Regions from separate parts of the Homo sapiens genome. Here region 2 is linked to region 1. A link is an interaction called in ENCODE POLR2A ChIA-PET data of the cell type or tissue named here. Cell type or tissue: MCF 10A. All regions are shown on one strand. Each heading gives the region's core, and the rest is flanking DNA. Links, peaks and the distances in the headings are about the cores only. Region 1 overlaps ARHGAP18 (Rho GTPase activating protein 18). Region 2 has its middle 36 kb from the start of ARHGAP18.

Region 1 (10,087 bases), core at 2,012-6,011:
TGATGTGGTATTGCTTTCTAATCAACTTCTTACTGCCTTCAGGCATTATCAGTGTTCTTTCTTCCTGGATGTCAGAGCCACTTCTAATAATGACTGCTTTCAGCTAAACAACAGTAGGCATTCTCTTCGAAGGGGTAAAAATGACTTGGGTCATTTGTAGGCTGCAGCTCTTCATAGTCATTCAAATTCAGCATATTCTGATGGACAAGGCCATTACACAGTATTAATAGCTTTACCATCTCACCATGATAGTGATTACAGTAGTTCTTTAATATCGCTGCTGAAATGAAAGAGATAAATCTACACATGAGAAACATGCTTTTTTTTTCTAACATAGAGATAATGTAAAGACACAGTATTAAATTTTAAAATTTCAAAATTTACAAAACAAAGTTTCTTAAAAAACAGAATATTTAAAGTTATGCCCAGCATGACACAATTTTTTTTTTTTAAATAGAGATGTGTGTCTTATTAGTTGCCCAGGCTGGTCTTGAACTTCTGGGCTCAAGCACTCTTCCCACCTCAGCCTCCCAAAGTGGTGGGATTACAAGTGTAAGCCACTGTGCCTGGCCACAAACCATATTTTAGAAAGTGCACTGGACAGGCACAGTGGCTTACACCTGTAATCCCAACACTTTGGGAGGCTAAGACAGGAGGATTGCCTGAGGCCAGGAGTTCCAGACCAGCCTTGGCAATACAAGGAGACTCTGTCTCTACAAAAAGTTAGCCAGGTGAAGTGGTGTGTGCCTGTAGTCCCACCTACTCAGGGAGGCTAAGTTGGGAGGATCGCTTGAGCCCAGGAGCTTGAGGCTGCAGTGAGCTATGATTGTGGACTGCACTTCAGCCTGGGAGACACAGCGAGACCCCATCTCAAAAAACCAAAAAAATTGAAAAATTAAAAAAAAAAGTGCATTGGAAAAGAATTCTCATCCTTTTTAAAAAAATATGGTTTGATTTTTAAATGTATTTTTTTCTTGATAAATGTAATGGTCATTTGAAAGTGCAAATTATAGACTGTGTCAACAAGATTACTTTTGCCTTGGCTATACGCAATACAAACTCAGAAAGATTGATGCATCTGGGGAAAACAAAGTAAATCCTATCCTTTTTAGTCTGTTTGACATATTAAAGTGACCACTGAAGAAGAAATGAGGGCATTAATCTCGATTCTATCACCCCTTTGCTGGGTAAAATTGGGGAAGATTTAACCTTGAGGCCTCATTATCTCATCTAGAAAATAATGGGATAGGTTTAAATCTCTGAGGTGCAATAGCATTCTAATGTTTACACTTCAATACATATGGCTTCTTCTAAAATATTCTTAGTCATTATGGTTTATATGTCATGATCTGAGGAAGAACCCCCACCCCACTGCCTTTTTTTTTTTTACACATTAAAACAGAACGAAGCCAAAACAAAAATAAATTTTATTCTTCTGTCTTATACTGTATGTATATCCCAACTCAGTCACTTCTTGTCCTGCATGGAAATAAAAGTGGGATAGGGAACATGAAAGAAAGTATATCGTTTTTAGAAAGGATCTTATAAGAAAACAAAACAAAACAGGTGCTAGGATCAGAGGTCTTCAAGAAAGCTGACTTTGGGGCACAAAAATGCCTCGAAGGGTCAGAAGCAGGAGACAGACTGGATAGAAAGCATCACGATAGGACTTTAAACAGGGTAGGGAACACAAGGTAGAAATTGGACCAGATAGTTAAATATATGAACTCAGAAGAAACATCCTACTTACAAATAAATCTGCCCTGAAGGAGTTTTAGGTAGAGGGTAGGGATGACAAAGGCACATTAAGGCAATTTTCAAATATACTGGCCAAAAGGGGATGCCCAGAGAGAACTTCTGCCCCTTACACATAATGGACACCAGCAAATGATTAACAGTATTGGCAAGGGAGGGGTTTTTTTTAAAGACATTTTAATTCTTTGTCATTATAGTATAAATTAAATATGGATATATTGGAATAAGTCCCAGTTTTTGTGAAAAGATACAGAACTAAACAAAAACAAAGAAATAAGTCCAGTCACTAGGAAAGCAAGTCTGTTTCTCTCAGAGGGCTTTCTGGAGTTTTGCCCATAGAATTGAAACGTGCATTTTCAGACCCATTATGTGTTGTTTTTGAGAATTCTTAAAACAGTGGTTTTCAAAGCGTGGTCTGGGAACACCTGAGGCTCTCCAGACCCTTTCAGGTGTCTAGGAGAGTAAAACTGTTTTCATAATAACGCTAAGATGTTATTTGCCTCTTTCACTCTCACTCTCTCATGAGAATACAGTGGAGTTTCCCAGAGACGACATGAACTGTAATATTGTAAAAGATTGAACGCAGAAGCAGATGTAAGAATCCAGATGTCTTCTATTAAGCTTGACATTAAAGGCAGTTTCAAAAATATAAAACAGTGCTACTCATCTCACTATTTTTATTTGAAAAATGGCCTTTTTAATGTTATCTATGTGAAGATGTTTATTCTTAAGTGAATAGCATTTAAAATATTTTGTTTCTGCGTTTAATATTATAAATATCAGTAGATATCGCCTACATAAGCCAAAGCTCTTTGAGGGTCTTAGAACAATCTTAAGTGTGTAAAGGAGTCCTGAGACCACAAAGCTTGAGAATATTCTAGAGGATATGTGATTCCTCTAGACCTTATTAAACAGTGGGAGGGGCAGTTAGTACAGCACAAATTTACCTAGGGGACCTTTTTCATGGTTACCTATGAGGCACTTCAGTAAGAATTTTCACAACAAACAAAGCAAGCAAGGCCATTGTTATTCTTCCCATTTTTTAGATAGGAAAAGTGAGGAGTAGAGAAAGTGAGTGATTTACCAAAGATTGCAGTTAAGTAGAGCTGGAATCATTTGGTACTTAGACTCCCAGTTCCATATGTTTCCATTTCATTTTGCTGACTGAGCTGACTGCATTGATAGCAGAATAAATCATCAATCTTCTAGCTGACCTCAGTATAATCAATGGCAACCCCCACCTCTTTGTAAAGAAAAAATGTCAGACCAGTTTAATATTTGCTATGACAAAATAAATAACAGGCATTATTACTCATACCCTGAATGATATCAGTGCCTTTGAAATTCACTGACCAGGTGGAAAATGTATCACGGGAAAATGGGATAGCATATACCTTGGGAAAATACAACAAAACAAAGCCCTCATTTTTGTAAACAGAGCATGGAGGACATGCTAGCAAGATGGAAAAGAAGATTCCAGGAAGGCCCATCAGGATCTGTAAAGTGAATATTTGCTTGTGATGTGAGTGTTCATGGTAAAAAAAGGCAAAATGATTATACTCTGGTGTATTGGAAAGAGCGTGACTTGTACAGCAAGCTAGGAAGCGATTCTTTATAGAGCAACTCTGGCAACTTCCTTTAGAGGACAGCGTCTAGTTCTGTCATTATACTTGTAAAAGGTGAGAAATGCGGGAGCTTCTGAAGCATATCCATGGCACGATTAGCACACAGAATTCTGGAGGGAGAGGGAGGAGGAAGGAACTTGGAATAATTGCTTGCTAGAAAGTCAGGGAGGGGTCACTGGTAGTTGCCTGTGGTATAAACTGTGTGTTTCTTTGATTTCAACACCATGTGTCAACTTGGATCTTTTGGAAATATAAAATATTTCTGCTCTGTACTTCATTACATCTAGCAGATGTTGCTTTATGTTTTTGAACCCCATTTGCAGAATGAACATGATATCATATAACATACTCCTAAAAACAGAAAAGAGGAAACTAGTTAACTGGCCTCTTAGCAGAACAGTTTTAGGAAGGTCCAGACTTTTAGTCACTGCCTGTCTGAAGTACAAAAGTAGAATATATTCTACAAAGAAAAGAAGTAACACAACATGTTCATTGATGTAAACTGAAGGAATGTTCACTTACATTTTTAGACAAATTAAAAAATACGTGGCAGGTTGACCAAGGAGGGTAGTCTATTACTGAATGGCTGTCTCCTTCCCACTCCTCATCCCCTCTTATTTAAAAATGAAAATGTGTTCTTGCAGTATTTACCAGTGATCAAAAAAAAATACAGACAAAAGAAAAAGAAAATTCCTCTTTTCCATGACTCAGTATTTTTAGGTTATCACAAACCTATTCAGCTTCTGAATCTTATTAAAGTCAAAATATTGAGTCAATTCATCAGCACTAAGCTATTCAATTTTTGCTTTATGCATGTTTTGAAAGCAAGGCTTGATATAGATGGTGTATTTATGTAACAATGGTGTTACTCAATGACCTTGCATTTTTCTGCACATGCTATCTTAATGGAAATTTACTGGAAAATTCTTGCCAGAATAAACACATTCCTTCAGGAGTGAAAGGCTTAATGTACTTCTAGTTCAACTGCACCTTTTTCCCTTGAGCAGATAAACCCAATTATTTGGCGTTAGTCATTATACTTCACACAGTTTACAGTACTTATTGTGGTCTCACAGGGGGGTAAGAGTTAAAGGAGACAGAAGTAAGGTGGTCAATTTCACACTATGAGAGAGAAAACAAAAGGATAAGGCATCTGTCTATTTGACATGCAATACGAAAAATGAAGCTGGCAGTCATCTGTAAATTAACATTAGCTATCCTGGTAAGGCAGAAGTAAGGAATATGAACAATACAGATAAGTTGAGCTGCTGAACCAGAAATTTAAAAATATATATTTTTTATTTTTAAGAGAGGGATGACTTTCTCATTTACATGTTAATTTAAGAATCAGGAGTGAAAACTCTACAAGAAAAATACTGGCTATGTAGTGGCCATTGGGGCCGGATATGGGGACCCAGGTGGAATACAGAGATGTAAACAGGACGATTGAGGCCAGGGAAGGAGGAAGTACCCCTTGAATTAAGGGATGAAGAAGGCAAACAATGAACAATGGAGACTTAAGGAAAGAGATTCACAAACATGTCTAGACTTAGGCTTGTTGGCCCCTGTCCTAATTCCCACCCATCGCCACCCCAAGGTTGCTACTGGGGAGAGAGTATAGTGATTGTTTATTCATGTATGCAACCAGCATTAATAAAGTTTGTAATCAAGGCAGGAAGAATCATCTTTAAAGGAATAAAACTGGCTTATTAGCATATTAAAGCTAAGTGCTCAGTTATACTGCATTTATTTGCAGCAATAAACAATTAAGTTCCTTGCCTTTTTCTAACCAGTTGGAATTAAGCTGCTGGATAGATTCGCCCAGAGTTTAGTGACCCTCTCCCTTATGTACTATTAAAATCCTACTATTTTAAACAATTTTGGGAAAGGTTAGTTTAAATGTGAATGTTCACACACTATTATTTTGTTGTAATTTTAAAATTATTTTCAATATGTACAGTAAGTAAAACCAATCTGGCAAACAAAGAATTACTTCCTGGAAGTCCTTCTTGAGAGAAGCAATCTGAAAATTAGAATAGCAAAACAGTTATTCAACTATTGTCCTCACTCAAATTGTATTCTTTAAAAAAATTTATTGTTAGTCCATTCTCACGCTGCTTGTAAAGACATACCTGAGACTGGGTAATTTGTAAAGGGAAGAGGTTTAATTGACTCACAGTTCAGTATGGCTGGGGAAGCCTCAGGAAACTTAAATCATGGCAGAAAGGGAGGCAAACACACCCTTATTCACATGATGGCAACAAGGAGAAGTAACAAGCCAAAAGGGGAAAAGCCCCTTATGAAACCATCAGATCTCATGACAACTCACTCACTATCACGAGAACAGCATGAAAGTAACTGCCCCCATGATTAAATTACCTCCTGTTGGGTCCCCCCAGGACTCATGGGGCTTATGGGTACTACAATTCAAGATGAGATTTGGGTGGGGACATAGCCAAACCATATCAACCGTATATAAAGGAAAGGCATCAAAGCTGAAAAATTTCTTCTTTTAAGGAATCGGGCATGGTCTTCTCTATAAATAATAATAAAACAAAAAATTATTTTATTATATATAGGTTTTTATTATAAGCTCCTTTAATTCAATTTTAGAAGTAGGTAAGATATGAATTATAACAAAAAACATTGTTTACTTGAAGTTATACAAATACTCTTATTTATTCAATTTATTCTTCATAGATAATATCTGAGAGAGAAATGTTTGAGGTAATTCCAAGCTATTCAGAATTGCTAATAAATGAGTTTGTACCCCAGTTTTGAATTTTTAATACATATAAATCATGGGTCCATTTATAAATAAAGATTAGAAATTTCTTTCTACAGTAGATTATAACAGCAAACTTAAATCATCCTATTTATATTTTGATTTCAAAAATAAAATGGAAATTCAAATAGTGCTTCATCGGTTGAAGATATTTGCTGTATAAGAGTTGACTAAGTTTGGTTTATGAATATAAATGATAAACACAAGAATTATATAAAATTCATTCCCAATTAATAGTCTGTAATCAAGATTTAATGTGTTGCTTTTTAAAAACAAAGTTTCAGGTTTAAATGAGTCTTATGCCTGGGTGTGGTGGCTCATGCCTTTAATCTCAGTGCTTTGGGAGGTTGAGGTGGGAGGATCAGTTGAGGATCATTTGAGGCCAGGAGTTTCAGACCAACCTGGGCAACACAGCAAGACCCCATGTCTGCCAAAAAAAAAAAAATTAGCTGGGCAATATGGTATATACCTGTAGTAGTAGCTCCTCAGGAGACTGAGGTGGGAAGATCACTTGAGCCCAGTAATTTGGAATTAAAGTGAGCTATGGTCACATTGGTGCACTCAAACCTTGGCAACAGAGCAAGACCTTGTCGCTAAAAAATATATTTGAAAAATGAGTCTTCATTTAATGTAAATGGAAAAATAATTTACCATGTTGCTATTTGTACTTCCCCATACTTTTCTGTGGAGCATGAAACTGTTTATTCTACAAGCATATTATAATCCATAGTAAACTGTTCCAAAATATATATTCCTTTAGTTTTATTAAGGATAACTTAAGGAGTTAATAAATTCTCCAGCTTGTTGCTGTGATGTCTTAGAAATTATACTGCTTCCTTTTGTACTAAAATAAACCATGGGTTCTTTTGAATTTACAGTCGCAGATATGGCCAGTACACTATGAACCAGGAAAGCACCACCATCAAAGTTATGGAGAAGCCTCCATTTGATCGATCAATTTCCCAGGATTCTTTGGATGAACTATCTATGGAAGACTATTGGATAGAACTAGAAAACATCAAGAAATCTAGTGAAAACAGCCAAGAAGATCAAGAGGTGGTTGTTGTCAAAGAGCCTGATGGTAATAACTAACTAAATAAAGCTTTTGTTGTTTGTATATGTATTTATAGGAAATGAATGCATAGAAAGGAAGAGAACAAAAAAAAAATTAAAGCTAGGACCACCAAAAAAAGATACTGCCTTTCAACTTGAAAAATACTTGTTTGAGGCAGATTTATGGATGCAACTGCCAGATACAAGTGGCATAAGTAAGTTAGCTTAGTCATAGATATGGCTGGAATGTTGTTGGCTAAGCTCACTGTATCATAGCTTTTTAGAGTTAGACTTCATCTTTGAAACCATCTAACCTCCCTTTAAATTTCTTCTGTGATGTGGTAGCCACATTGTCATTTGGTCTCTAGTGAGTGCAGATGGTGATAGAGCACTGCTTTGCAGTGAGACTGTTTTTCCAGTGGTCAGTCAGCTTGAGTTCTTTTGATCTTTGTTTTATTGATTTATAATCTGCTGTCCTCTAACTTTGACTCTCTTGCTGTAGTTATGCCTTTGGGACGAACAGAAGAAGGCTCTTCTATTTTTACATGATAGCCTTTCATATACTTGAGAATATTTATCTTGTTCCTAGCCAAGACATTTCTAGAAAGAAAATTCACATAAACCAATTTTTGTGGGTGGTTTTCAAAGACCTGTTGTGGTCCTGGCTATTTTGTCATTCAAAGTATACTTCTCCAGATTGGATGCAACGGCTCATGTTTAGCCAACTAATCTAAAAATATAGAGTTGGACAGTAGATGGTGGCATTACTGTTTTTAGCTTCCATATTTACTTCTTTCTTGTATTTGGTGCATAATTTCTGTAGAGTCACTTTCCAGCCATATTTCCCATTCTCTGCTATAATATTTGATATTCTGGGAGAAACATGTAAAACTTTAAAGTTTTTTTGTACCGTTTCTTTTAATCTCTGAAATTCAAGCAGTTGCTAAGTTTTTCATGTCCAATTCTCTTGTCTGTTGTATTAGCTTTCTTTCTATGCCTTGTGCCATCTATACATTTGTAAGTATGTTTATATAAGTTGATGTATAAATGCCAAAATGTGAGAGCCCCAATCAGTGCTTTGTGATCCACTAATAGAGACTTCCTTCTCAACACAATGACTTCTTAACTAAATGACTTAGGATCTAATTAACTAGCAAAATCTATATAAATAAGATTTTTTTCCTTGGCTACACATTGCTTGAAAAATCTACCAACATTAATTTAAAAAGAAGACTTGGGGTTTTTTCTTAATTTAATTTCTTAGATCTAAAAACACTACGGTTAACTTATTCTTTAACTTCTTGTTATTTTTCTCTCATTGTTTCCCAAATATGATAGCAATAAAGTCAAGCTTATTTGTGATAATTAATAGTATCTCTCACCCTTTCTTTCTCCATGTTTCAAGATGGAAGTAGCATACTAGTCTGCTGAATAAGGAGAGAATATGTTTGAGAAAGCAGCGTTTAAGCCTGATACATAGAAGTATGTCATTAGCTGTTTGATAAGTCTCCAACACTAATTAGAGTCATTGATTATTATGCACTATGTGATCATCAAGAAGATTGGGAATGTTTTCTACATGCCCACACCTTTTCTTAGACTTTAAATTGTTTAAGTTTTACTTCTACTTTTTAATGGAAAAAATGACTCTACATAGTAATCTTGTTTATTTTCCTTGTTGTGTAACAATATCAGGTTTTTTTTCTGGCAATCTGGTTTTATACACCAATACTGAGTTCTACTTTAAAAGCATAAATAATAATGGCTGACTTTTGTTTGTTTTTTTTTTTTTTTTTTTTTTGAGACAGTCTCACTCTGTCGCCCAGGCTGGAGTACAGTGGCACAATCTCGGTTCATTGCAACCTCTGCCTCCCAGGTTCAAGAGATTCTCTTGCCTCAGCCTCCCTAGTAGCTGGGATTACAGGCATGTACTACCATGCCCAGCTAATTTTTGTATTTTTTGTAGAGAGGGGGTTTCACCATGTTGGCCAGGCTGGTCTCGAACTCCTGACCTCAAGTGATCCACCCACCTCAGCTTCCCAAAGTGCTGGGATTACAAGCCTGAGCCACCATGCCCGGCCTTGCTGACTTACTTTTTATGCTAGTAAACTGTTTTTGTTGTCTGGTGTGCACAGTGCCTAGCACTGGCTTATGTCTCTTGAAGTCAAAGTTATTAATACTTGATTTCTGCCGTCAAGAAGTTTATATAGTATAGAAAGACAGACAGGTAGGACTAGGTGCTATACCATGTGATACAGTCTATCTCAGGGCTTTTCAAAGCTCCTTCCATATAACATTCTCACCTTTGGTTATGGCATAGCTGGAAGGAGGTGTGCTTTAGTTTACAGATCAGAAAACAGAGTCAACTTGAGGCTAAGTGACTTTTCCAAAGAGACTTGGCTATCAAGTTGCAGAAATGGGGTACAGATCCAGGTCTTTTGTGTCCCAATTCATCGCTTTTATTTTCCTCTATAAATATGATGGTTGGAAAGAATCCATTCTAATTATCCTTCTGCTTTTAAATAACTTTCATTAGATCTTACACAATATTTGCATGAATATTTCCTGCTTTCAGTGTTTTGAATTGATTGTTGTTTGATTATCTTCCTATATAAGTTTTTTTTGCTGGATATATTGTGCTTTTAAAAAAACATTGTAAAAATACATAATCTGATGTGCTGACTTGGAAGATTAGAAAAATTAATTTGAAATTGATTAGTTCCCAATGTTCTGATGCTGTTAACTTCTTTGCTGCACTTCCTGTCAGCTACAGTGAACAGAGAAAACAAGGCTTTCCATAAATTAGTGTTGGACTCTGAGGTAGTACTGAATTTAAGCCAAGAAACTGGGCTTAATATATAGCCCCAGC
Region 2 (10,087 bases), core at 4,129-8,128, 100 kb before region 1:
CTTTTTAGGGGAGAAGAAAAATAGCATCATGAAAAGAATGCTCCATGAGTATCTCTGTGCTTCACAACAACATAAACCATTAACAGCCACTTGGAGTAAAGATGGGCCAATTGTCTTGAAGCAAGTTTGAGTGTATTTATTGAGTACTACTTTCTGATGACTAACATCACCATTGTTTATATATTATCTCATTTAATTCTCCCAACAGTTCTGTGGTGGGGGGCAGTTATCCCACTTTATGGATGAGAAAACTGAGGCTTAAGGAGGTGAAATAACAAGCCCAGGGTCTCATGAGTGTCAAGTGGAGGAGCCTGTTCTGATTCTCAAGGCCCAACTTTGAACTATGTCAGTGTGGTGTTCCCTTGAGATAAGCATTGCATTTGAAGGCTGGACCTCTGCCATATTGTGAATTAATAAGAAATATTCTTTAGGCACCCCCTCAGTGATTTCCTGTTTCTTTCTCACCCACAATCATTCTTTTATGTCGTTCCCACACCGCTCAGTGGCCCTAGAGAAACTTAGGTACTGTAGGTGACATTAAGAAAAGAAGCTATTTCACCTGTTTTTGCTATCCCTCACAGATGGCATAATGCTTGAACCCAGGTTTTAATGTTTTAATGTTACTAGCTAGATAAAGTGGACTTTTTAAGGTTTAGGGGCTGCTTTCTTGCATTTGAACACAGTTCATCTCATTCATCTCCAAAATAACTTGCCATGTAGAGATAATTAACCTAATCTTGATTGCCCGAATTTTAGCCTATATCACAAATACTGAAAATTTCAGGAAGGGAAATATGTTTCACGTAAGTCCTCAGATCATCTTTAAATGGCAGCAGGCATTTCCACCTACATGCTGGCCTTGTGTCTGAGGAAGTTATCCATAAATTACTTTTTTAAAGTAACTTAGGAGGTGAGTGGTTACAAGACTATTATGAAATATGTTATTTTGGCACAAGCTCAAATGAGGCCTTGGAGAACAGGATGTGGTTCATTCTAGGCTAAATCTGTCTCTTGATTAGCTGGGTGAAATCGGGCAAGTCTCTTAACCTCTCTAGTCTCAAAAACTGTAAAATGTGAGGGGGATCGGTCCGGATGTACTTCAACATCTTTCCAAACTCTAACCTTCTGGGATTCCTTAGGCTCCACACCTGAAGAGAGTAACTAAAAGTAGGACACATAATTTTTAATCAAAGCCAAAAATTATTTCAAGACAGTGTTGTCATAATTAATACTCAGAAGTTCTTAAAGATACTTAGATGAAAGCTCAAAAGGAAAGATGATCATGGCTTAGAAAATTCAGTGAGTAATTAATTGCAGATGACTAATATTCTTCTGCCTGTTCCCCTCTCCCTTCAGGAGCACAGGAATAAGAAAAGCAATAAAAGTGACTCAAGTTCTTCCTGGCGTACCTAAGAAAAACAGCCAAAAGACATTTCTGATGTGATTTAGCATGTCGTTTTCTATCCTTGTTAATTACCATGAAATAGAACCTGCTTAATATCTAACACTACCTCTAGCCTAATTTGTAATTCCAAATAGTGTAATAATGTCCTTTGTCAGCAGCATCAAATAACCACAAGTTTCATTTCGCACAAAAGGTGGTAGTGCTCCATTTCTCCTGCTTCTTCAGTTCTTTTTTTGCAAGATTAGAGCAGATGTTTGGTCAGTCTTGTAACCAAGTGATTGTTTTCTCTAATGGAGGTGTTGGGCAATGATAATGAAAGTTCACAGTTCAAGTGAAAGGTTAAAGTAGGGAAGCATTGTCAAAGGTGGGATCACTAGTCTCCAACGAGGGGATTAGTCTGCAAGGCATCTTAGAAGCTGGTTGTTCATCTTTCCTCCTGTTTCCCATATCAAGAAACTAAGGCCAGAGAAGTTAAGGCCCTCGCCCATGGTAGCACAATGACAGTTTAGTGGGAGAGCCAGACCTAGACTCCAGGGCTCCTGATGGTCAAGTTCAGAATCCTTCTACCATGCCGCATTGCCTGTTTTTACGGTAACTAGATGTAGAGAAGAAAAATGGAAAGCAGGTAATTTGCAAACTATGCCATCCTGCTAATAAATTCACTGATTTTTGTGTGTTTGATTTCTGCTTTTGACATGAGATTTAAAGGTCTGGTTTTGTATGTTACAGAGTATACAGCATCTAAACAATCTAATTGTTACTTTTAGGAGAAAAAGAAAAATTTGTGGAATTAGCCATATTTTCTTCACAGAAAAAGACATTTCCATTTTTGGATGAGCTCAGAATACGTGCTCTTGACATTTGTATTAAGTATACTAATAACAACTCCTAGTGATACACTGGTGTGGTGTGGGTGTTTGTGTGTAAGTGAAAGTAAAACCAAATGAATTATTAAGACAGGATGAGAAGAGCCAGGAAGCGAAACAGGCCAGATCAGTGTCTGTCAGGACTCTTGCATCAGCCAAAGGCAGCTGCATCAAGGTGTACCCGGATTCCTACCGCTGGGAGTGTTTTCATGAACCAGTTTCCCTAATAGTCTGGTATGAACCTAAAGGCCACATCAGGAGGGCTTCTCCCTAGTTATGGTCCTTTTAACTCAGAATGAATGGAAGTGGTTTTTTGCAGGGAACCCAGAAAATTGATGCTACCCTGCAGTAGCTTTAGAATAAATTTTTTTTTCTCTTGACCTTCCTGGAGAAATTTGGAGACAAACAGTTCTGGAACACAACTAAGGTGCTGGAATCCCTCCAAAGTAAACCTGATCTTCTAAAAAACTGTTAAAAATGTATTTATTTTCTAGGACTTCACTTTTTTACGCAGTGGTTCCAGATTAGTAGAGATTAATTTCATACTTTTTTTTTTTTTTTTTTTTTTTTTTACTTTGAGTAAACCTAATCTTATAAAATTACTCCTAAGGTAGCTTTTGACCAATTGAGCCAATAGCAAAAGTGGAGGCATTGGTGTGCCCCTGTCTTGAGTATATTGTACCTGCTCTCACCCAGAATCCAGGGTGAGATGTATCTGAATTGCAGTTTTATCACTTCCTATTTGTATAGAAACATGGCAAGTTAGGTAATTTCTGTGAGCCTTCATTCCCCCATATATGAGTTAATATTATTTGGTTGGTGCAAAAGTAATTGCGGTTTTTGCCATTGAAAGTAATGGCAAAAACCGCAATTACTTTTGCACCAACCTAATGGGTGAAGAACCTGATGTACGGAAGATACCATACACCTAAATGGTAGCGGCTATTCTAGCCTAACAATTCATAGAGAAGAAGGAATAGATTGAGGTGTGTAGATTTTTCTGAGTAGTACTGTTTAAAGGTTGAGATGTATTGGAAAGGAAAAAATGTTAAAAAGGGTTAAAAAAATACATATATGTTCACGTCCTAAAATCTCCAAAGAATTGTTATGACACCATAAGTAGACCTGAATTCTTTTTTGGGGACTTTTCTTTGTAGAGATGGGGTCTCATTTTGTTGTCCAGGTTGGTCTCAAACTCCTGGCCTCAAGCAATCCTCCCGCCTTGGCCTCCCAAAGTGCTGGGATTATAGGCATGAGCCACTGTGTCCAGCTTGGAGCTGGATTCTTATCACTGGTCCCAGATGTTTTGAGTTAGTAGTTTGCACTGTAGCAAAGTTGTTATTTTTCTTTTAGAATTTGTTCCCTATTGCATTTTTTCTTTTAAGTCAACTTTTAAAAGAATCAAGATGTCCTTAGAATTTGTTTTCCCTATCTACATGGAAATGCATCATTAGAACTTAATGTCAAAGTCCCCTATCCCTTGCAATTAACACAAAGCACCTTCCAATCGGATGTTCTGCATCTATTGGGAAGTCAAAGGATAATGAGTGCATTGCTCTTTCAATTAAATTATAACGTGTGATAGGCAATGCTTGAATGATGCACTGGCCCAGAGTTAAATATTGAAAATCCACCAGAAGACAAGTTGACTTAGAATTATAAATAAGTCTATGGGCTCTAGTTATAAACAGGCAATGTTAATTTTCTACTAAAATACTGCAGGTAAACGTGGACAAGAAAATGTCCTGCTAAAAGCTGAGCATGAGGTTTGAAACGACTGATCCCTTCGTTCCCTGAAGTATGGAACATAAGATTCAGAAAATTAAATGATAGAGATTGTTCACTATAGTCTTTCCTGTCTGGTATAATGGTAGGTACTCTGTCAGCAAAGATCAAAAGTAATTTTCCTGCAATATCTGGGCATTGATTCCCCGCTTTCCCCCAAAAGTTAATCTCATGGTTTCTGTTCTCACTCTTTTTATATTAAAAAAATTCAAAATGAAAATCAGCTTCCTTTTCTTATGATTATATAAAATAATGTTCATTGTAAAATATACAAACGGTGAAATGTATGAAATTAAAATTGTTCAACAATAACTACCACTGATATTTCAATAATCATCCTTTCACGGTTATCTTTATGATGTTATTTATTGTGTAATTTTTTTCTCACATTCAGTCTTTTCCCCCTCACCTTGTCTCCATAGCCACTTTCCAAACAATAGTACAAAAATAGGAAATCCATACTTACAACTTGGTGTATACCTCTTTGTGTCTTTCCCCATGCTCATATAACATATGGAAACATAAGGACATAAATGTATTTTGAGTTGTATTGTTCTATAAATAATAAAAACCATATAGTACTATAGTTTAAAACCTCTTTTGCCATCACAGTAGAATTCTAGATTTTAATTTTTTTTAATTTTTTTTAATTTTTTTTTTTTTTTTTTTGGAGATGAAGTCTCACTCTTCTCCCCCAGGCTGGAGTGTGATGGCGCGATCTTGGCTCACTGCAACCTCCGCCTCCCAGGTACAAGCAATTCTCCTGCCTCAGCCTCCCAAGTAGCTGGGATTACAGGCATGCACCACCACACCTGGCTAGTTTTTGTATTTTTAGCAGAGACAGGGTTCCACCATGTTGGCCAGGCTGGTCTCTAATTCTTGACCTCAGGTGACCCGCCCACCTCAGCCTCCCAAAGTGCTGGGATTACAGGTGTGAGCCACCATGCCCGGCCGAATTCTAGATTTTTATAAATTTCTCTCTAGTTTTTTTATAGCTGTCTAGCTCTCTCCTAATTCAACTGCAGTTTTTCTTGGCAACCTGCCTTTTGAAGGATTCATGTGGCATTCACGTTTGTTTTTATAGAAGCCATTCTTTTTGAACTCATTTCATCAGTTTGATATAAAATTTATCTGATTGGAATAATAGGTCCAACTAGCTAATAGCTTGCCAATTCTTGGTAAACATATATAACCAGAGAAAAGCTCCCCCAACCTAGATAGAAGCCTGCAAGTTTCCAACATTCTGCTTCTGTTGTGGGTTTTACAGAGGGTTGGGAAAACTTTTATTATATACATAATTGTTTCCTGCTATTTGTACCTGGATGGTAGAGACTGCACGTGCTTTTCTGTGTCTCCTCCACTATTACTCCTGTAATATTATCCAGAGATTCTTTTATATCTGTGGTTATGTGGGAAAAAAAGGATTTGTTGAAAATGGCCAAACTTACTCTTACTAACTTTGCATATAATGTACTTTAAAGGATGTTCTGATACCTTTCTCTTCACTTATATTTTGAGGTAAGCTTATTCGATGTGTCACATATTACAGTTCTCTGAAGCCTCTTGCATGTTTCACATTGTGCTGACAAGATGTAGTTTTTCCCTTGATATATGTCTCGTTTTTGAATCAGAGTTCTTATTATCAAGTCTTAGTCTTTAGCTGTGCAAATGTGTCCCTTCTCCCACCTCCCCAAATAGCTTGGGCATTACTGCCAAATATTAGATTGGTGCAAAAGTAATTGCGGTTTTTGCCATCAAAAGTAATGAAAACCGCAATTACTTTTGCACCAACATAATAACTTCATACTCTTTATTGTATCGAGTATGCAGTCTACAAATTACAGTGAAGTAGCAGGCCCGGGGTGCCAGTGTCTGGAATTTGGTCAGCTAGAGAGCAGGTTGGTTGATATCGTAAGTCCAGCATCTCTGAAGACAAGTATAGGGAAAGTTAGCTAAGTTGTAAGGGATGGGCTGGGACCACAGCCCAAGCAGATCAAGTGTCAACTCTGGGAAAACACAAAGGGATGAGTCAGAGATTCAAGTGTAGAATTCCGTGGAGAGAGAGAGGGTCATGGGACTAGGGAGAGAAGCTGCAGAGTGGGGAGGATGGAAGCTTTGTTTGACAAAGCTATATGTCAAGGTCTAAACACTAGGCCTTAGAAGTAGATCAAGTAGCAACAAAATAATGGTATTTGATACTGGAATCATTTGGGGGGAAGTTATGTCCCCAGGATGGTGAAAGGGCATGGCAGGCCATGCAGAATTGATAACTAGCTTTTACTTTGTACTCCTCTCATAAGTTATTTAGGTTTCTACAAAATGTACCTACTTTGTCCGAACCTTTAAAGAGGTCAGAAGCAAAAAACAAGTGAGAGGTAGTGACGATGTTCATTTAGAGTCTGTACAGCTCGTCTGTTCAGTAATTGCTCAGTGAAGTGGAACAGGAAGAAGCTGATGGCCACTTGGCTGCACTCAGTCTGTGTGAACTGGTTTCTTCTATTTTATGATCCTGGATTATCTGTCTACAAGAAGTAGTGGAAAAAATAAATCCATTAACTCCATGTGGCCTATGGCAGATACTGGGGATTAAAAAGTACAGGGATTCCTAGCCTCATCTCAAGAAAAAGGTGACAGAAAATACTAACCTTATTGTTTGCCACCACATCATCAGAGTCAATGGATAATACTTTTTTCCCTTATCTTTTTCACATTTGATTAAGAAAAATAACTACAAGAGGTGCACAGAAAATTCGGGAATTTGTTTTTAGAAAGTTGTTACTGCTCTTTATCTGGTATGCTTTGACTATTTCTAGGAAAGTGTTGTTTCTGTGGTTGGGCTGGCACTTTTTTTTATATGATTAACTATTTCTTCACTGATGATTTTTTTCCTCAGAGTTACACGTTACATAATATATAAAGGAAACCTGGAAAATCTTAGTTAAAGCAATTTAAGAAGTGCTTTATTTTTGAGAATGGCAAAAATAAAAGAAGCAGAATGTGTTTGATCTGTATATCTATAAGTCACGTGAATGATGGACTGAGTTTAAATGTAGTTGCTTTTTCTGTATATATTATAAAGACTAGAGCTTTTGATTAAAGTTCCAAAATAAAGAAGCAGTTTGCCTATAAAGTCACTGCTGATTAGTCTAAATCAAAGCAGAAACATTATCCCCTTTGAAGAAAATTTATGAGTAAAGGGCTCAAGGATCTGTTATTACAACTTGTCCCTCAGATGTCAAAGTACCCTAGGAACCCCTATACCGGGATGTCTTTTGGAATAAGCTTATGAACCACATAAAAATCTCACTCATAGACAGTTCTTAGACAGTGTTAGAATGTGTTTTATTGTAAAACCAGTTAACTTCATAGTCACACGTGAGCTGTAAGCTGTCCCTTGCCATTTAAGTAGTACTAATGGGGATGTCATTTACAGTAATAGCTCTCTGTTTTCTCTAATTAAGGGGCTCTTTGTGGTTTCATTTTATAATAAAAACATGGATCTATGCTTTCATAACTTCATTTCACTTGCTTTGTTTCTACCCTTAGATTTGTTTTCAATTTCAGCTCAACACATTTAAAAATTGTCCATTCAAAGAAATTGGTTAAAAAATTGTAGGTATTGTATTAGTTTACTAAGTATGTTTCCCTCTCCCATAACAATTAGAAAATAATTCTTGTTTCTATTTGCTTTTTTATTGTGGTAAAATATACATAATATGAAACATAATTTTACCCATTTTAAAATGTATATTCAGTGATATTTAGTCCTTTTTTTTCTTTTTTTTTTTTTATTATTTTGAGACAGAGTCTCGCTCTGTTGCCCAGGCTGGAGTGCAGTGGCACAATCTCGGCTCACTGCAGCCTCTGCCTCCTGGGTTCAAGCGATTCTGCTGCCTCAGCCTCCCAAGTAGCTGGGATTACAGGCATGTGCCACCACATCTGGCTAATTTTTGTATTTTTGTAGACATGGGGTTTCACCATGTTGGCCAGGCTGATCTTGAACTCCTGACTTCAGGTGATCCACCCGCCTTGGCTCCCTAGAGTGCTGGGATTACAGGTGTGAGCTACCACACCCAGCCTTTTTAATTTTTTTACAGGATAACCCATTACTGACAGATGTTTTTTCACTGGATAATAAATGGAGAGATCTGAGGTTACTCAGAAATACACTTTTAATAAGACTTTGAACACCATATGTTAGTTGATGAAATAAGAATATAGCAAGGCACCTTAATCTGCTATTTCATTTTGCTTTCCCTCCCTGAAAAGAGCTCGTATCATAATTTACTGTTCATTGATTCATTAATTTAACAATATTTAAGACTCTCTTATCTGACAGTCTACCTTAGTAAAAAAAGGAAAACGACCTACCATCTAGGGATCTTACCTTTAGACTTGTGTGTAGGGTGTTACACAAGAAGACAATCAATTATAATATATTGTGGAAATGTCTAGAAGGGTGAAAACTGGAATGTAAAATGGAAGTCTAGAAAACTGGAATGTAAAATGTCTAAGCCTCTCTAGCAGAGACGAGCAAGTTTTACCAGAACTTGGTGAAGAGTGAGAAGGCATTTACCAGCTGGGAGGCCTAAGTGGGAGCAGACTAGTCACACTGAGCAAATAGCACGTCCCAAGGGGTAGCATTTGGAGCCACCAGGGTGTCAATGGTGAGTGGCAGTGGGTTTTCAGTGGTGGTGCTCTGGTGTGTGTGTGTAGAAGAAGATGGCGGGCAGGCTAGAGGGCAGCTGGGAACTTCAGGATGGACCTGGTGCCCCTGATACACTGATGTTTCCGAAGCGTATCCTTTGAGATGTTCCCAGTTGTCACTTAAGATGGGAGTAGGAGGAGAGAGAGCAGTTTGGACAGCCAAATAAGTTTGAGGGAATGTTCAATAAAAACAAGCTTTCTTTCTGGCTGTAGGACTTCTGAGAGCATCACTTTACTATGTGTATTCCCGATTTTCCTAGGGTGAGAAAACACATGAACTGTTTCCTAAATGCACTGACCGCAGAACAATTAACCACTCCTTCCACCCTCATTGGAAGTGTTGCTGCAAGCCTTGGCGACCCATTAAAACATTTTACTCTTAAGACTCTGGATCTACTTTCACCCCATCCTCTCTATAAGGTTATGAATGTTTTTAATGTGTTAAACATTTCCAAAAATCCTGATGATATCCAGTGACTGAAGTCAAGGATTCTTAAGCCTATATAGTCTCCTCAGACTTAGTTTCAATCACATTAAAATATGTACTAAATGTACAAATGTCACATAGATCCATACTCCCTTTATTGTGAAATGCTGTAAATAAAACATATCCTAGCTGTTTCTTGTTTTAAGTTTGTTTTTTTAATGGCTGATGAATCAATTAGAATGGATTTTTTTTTAATTTAAAAAAGAGATAGGGTCTCACTACATTGCCCAGGCTGGTCTCAAAGTCCTGAGCTTAAGCAGTCCTCCTACCTTGGCCTTCCAAATTGCTGGGATTACAGGCGAAGAATGGAATATTTTCAATGTTGAAAGGATCTTGAAATTTATAGTTAAAAACCTTTGTTACTATTGGACATAGTCCAATAGTAGAACAAATAATTTATTTAGACAATATAAAAACATATCCTCTGTGGTGGGATTATGGAGAATTAATTTTCTTCATGCTTATTTGGATTTCCTATATATATTTTTTACAATGAATACTTAACTGCTTGTGTATTATAAAAATGTATTAATAAAGACATTAAACTGTAATAAAAATGGGAAACCAGCATGAAGGAATGCTTCTGGAAGGTTGCAATTCAAATTATGTTACTAGGCATATATTTTGCTCTGGTCAAAAGAAGTTTACAATCACAATATACTATTATTTTTTTCTCTTTCATATCCCAGTGTTTTGTTTAGTGCTATATCTTCAGTTCTTAGAATAATGCCTAGTAGTAGACTTTCTTCTATATGCTGCAGCTTTTTATCTTTTTGTTCATCTCTTTTTGAGACAGGGTCTCACTCTGTTGCCCAGACTAGAGTACAGTGGCATAAT

Evidence for each region. Peaks named below come from ENCODE experiments on the same cell type or tissue, not always from the same donor. Only the 100,000 strongest peaks of a DNase experiment are listed, where the experiment ranks them.
Region 2: POLR2A ChIA-PET joins it to region 1 with 6 read pairs; 6 of 35 experiments call an interaction of 5 or more read pairs at or near these places.

The regions. Positions count from the first base shown.
Region 1 is chr6:129,638,975-129,649,061 of GRCh38, reverse strand. It overlaps ARHGAP18 (Rho GTPase activating protein 18), which reads left to right. Exons shown (of 15, transcript NM_033515.3): 2 at 7,044-7,246. Among named protein-coding and RNA genes, the nearest start is that of ARHGAP18, 66 kb to the left of the region's middle. RefSeq lists an enhancer at 1,821-1,900. In MCF 10A, for the core only: no CTCF peak of the experiment used is centred there; a DNase peak (open chromatin) is centred at 4,301.
Region 2 is chr6:129,740,813-129,750,899 of GRCh38, reverse strand. No RefSeq gene overlaps it. Among named protein-coding and RNA genes, the nearest start is that of ARHGAP18, 36 kb to the right of the region's middle. RefSeq lists an enhancer at 2,244-2,543. In MCF 10A, for the core only: no CTCF peak of the experiment used is centred there; a DNase peak (open chromatin) is centred at 6,069.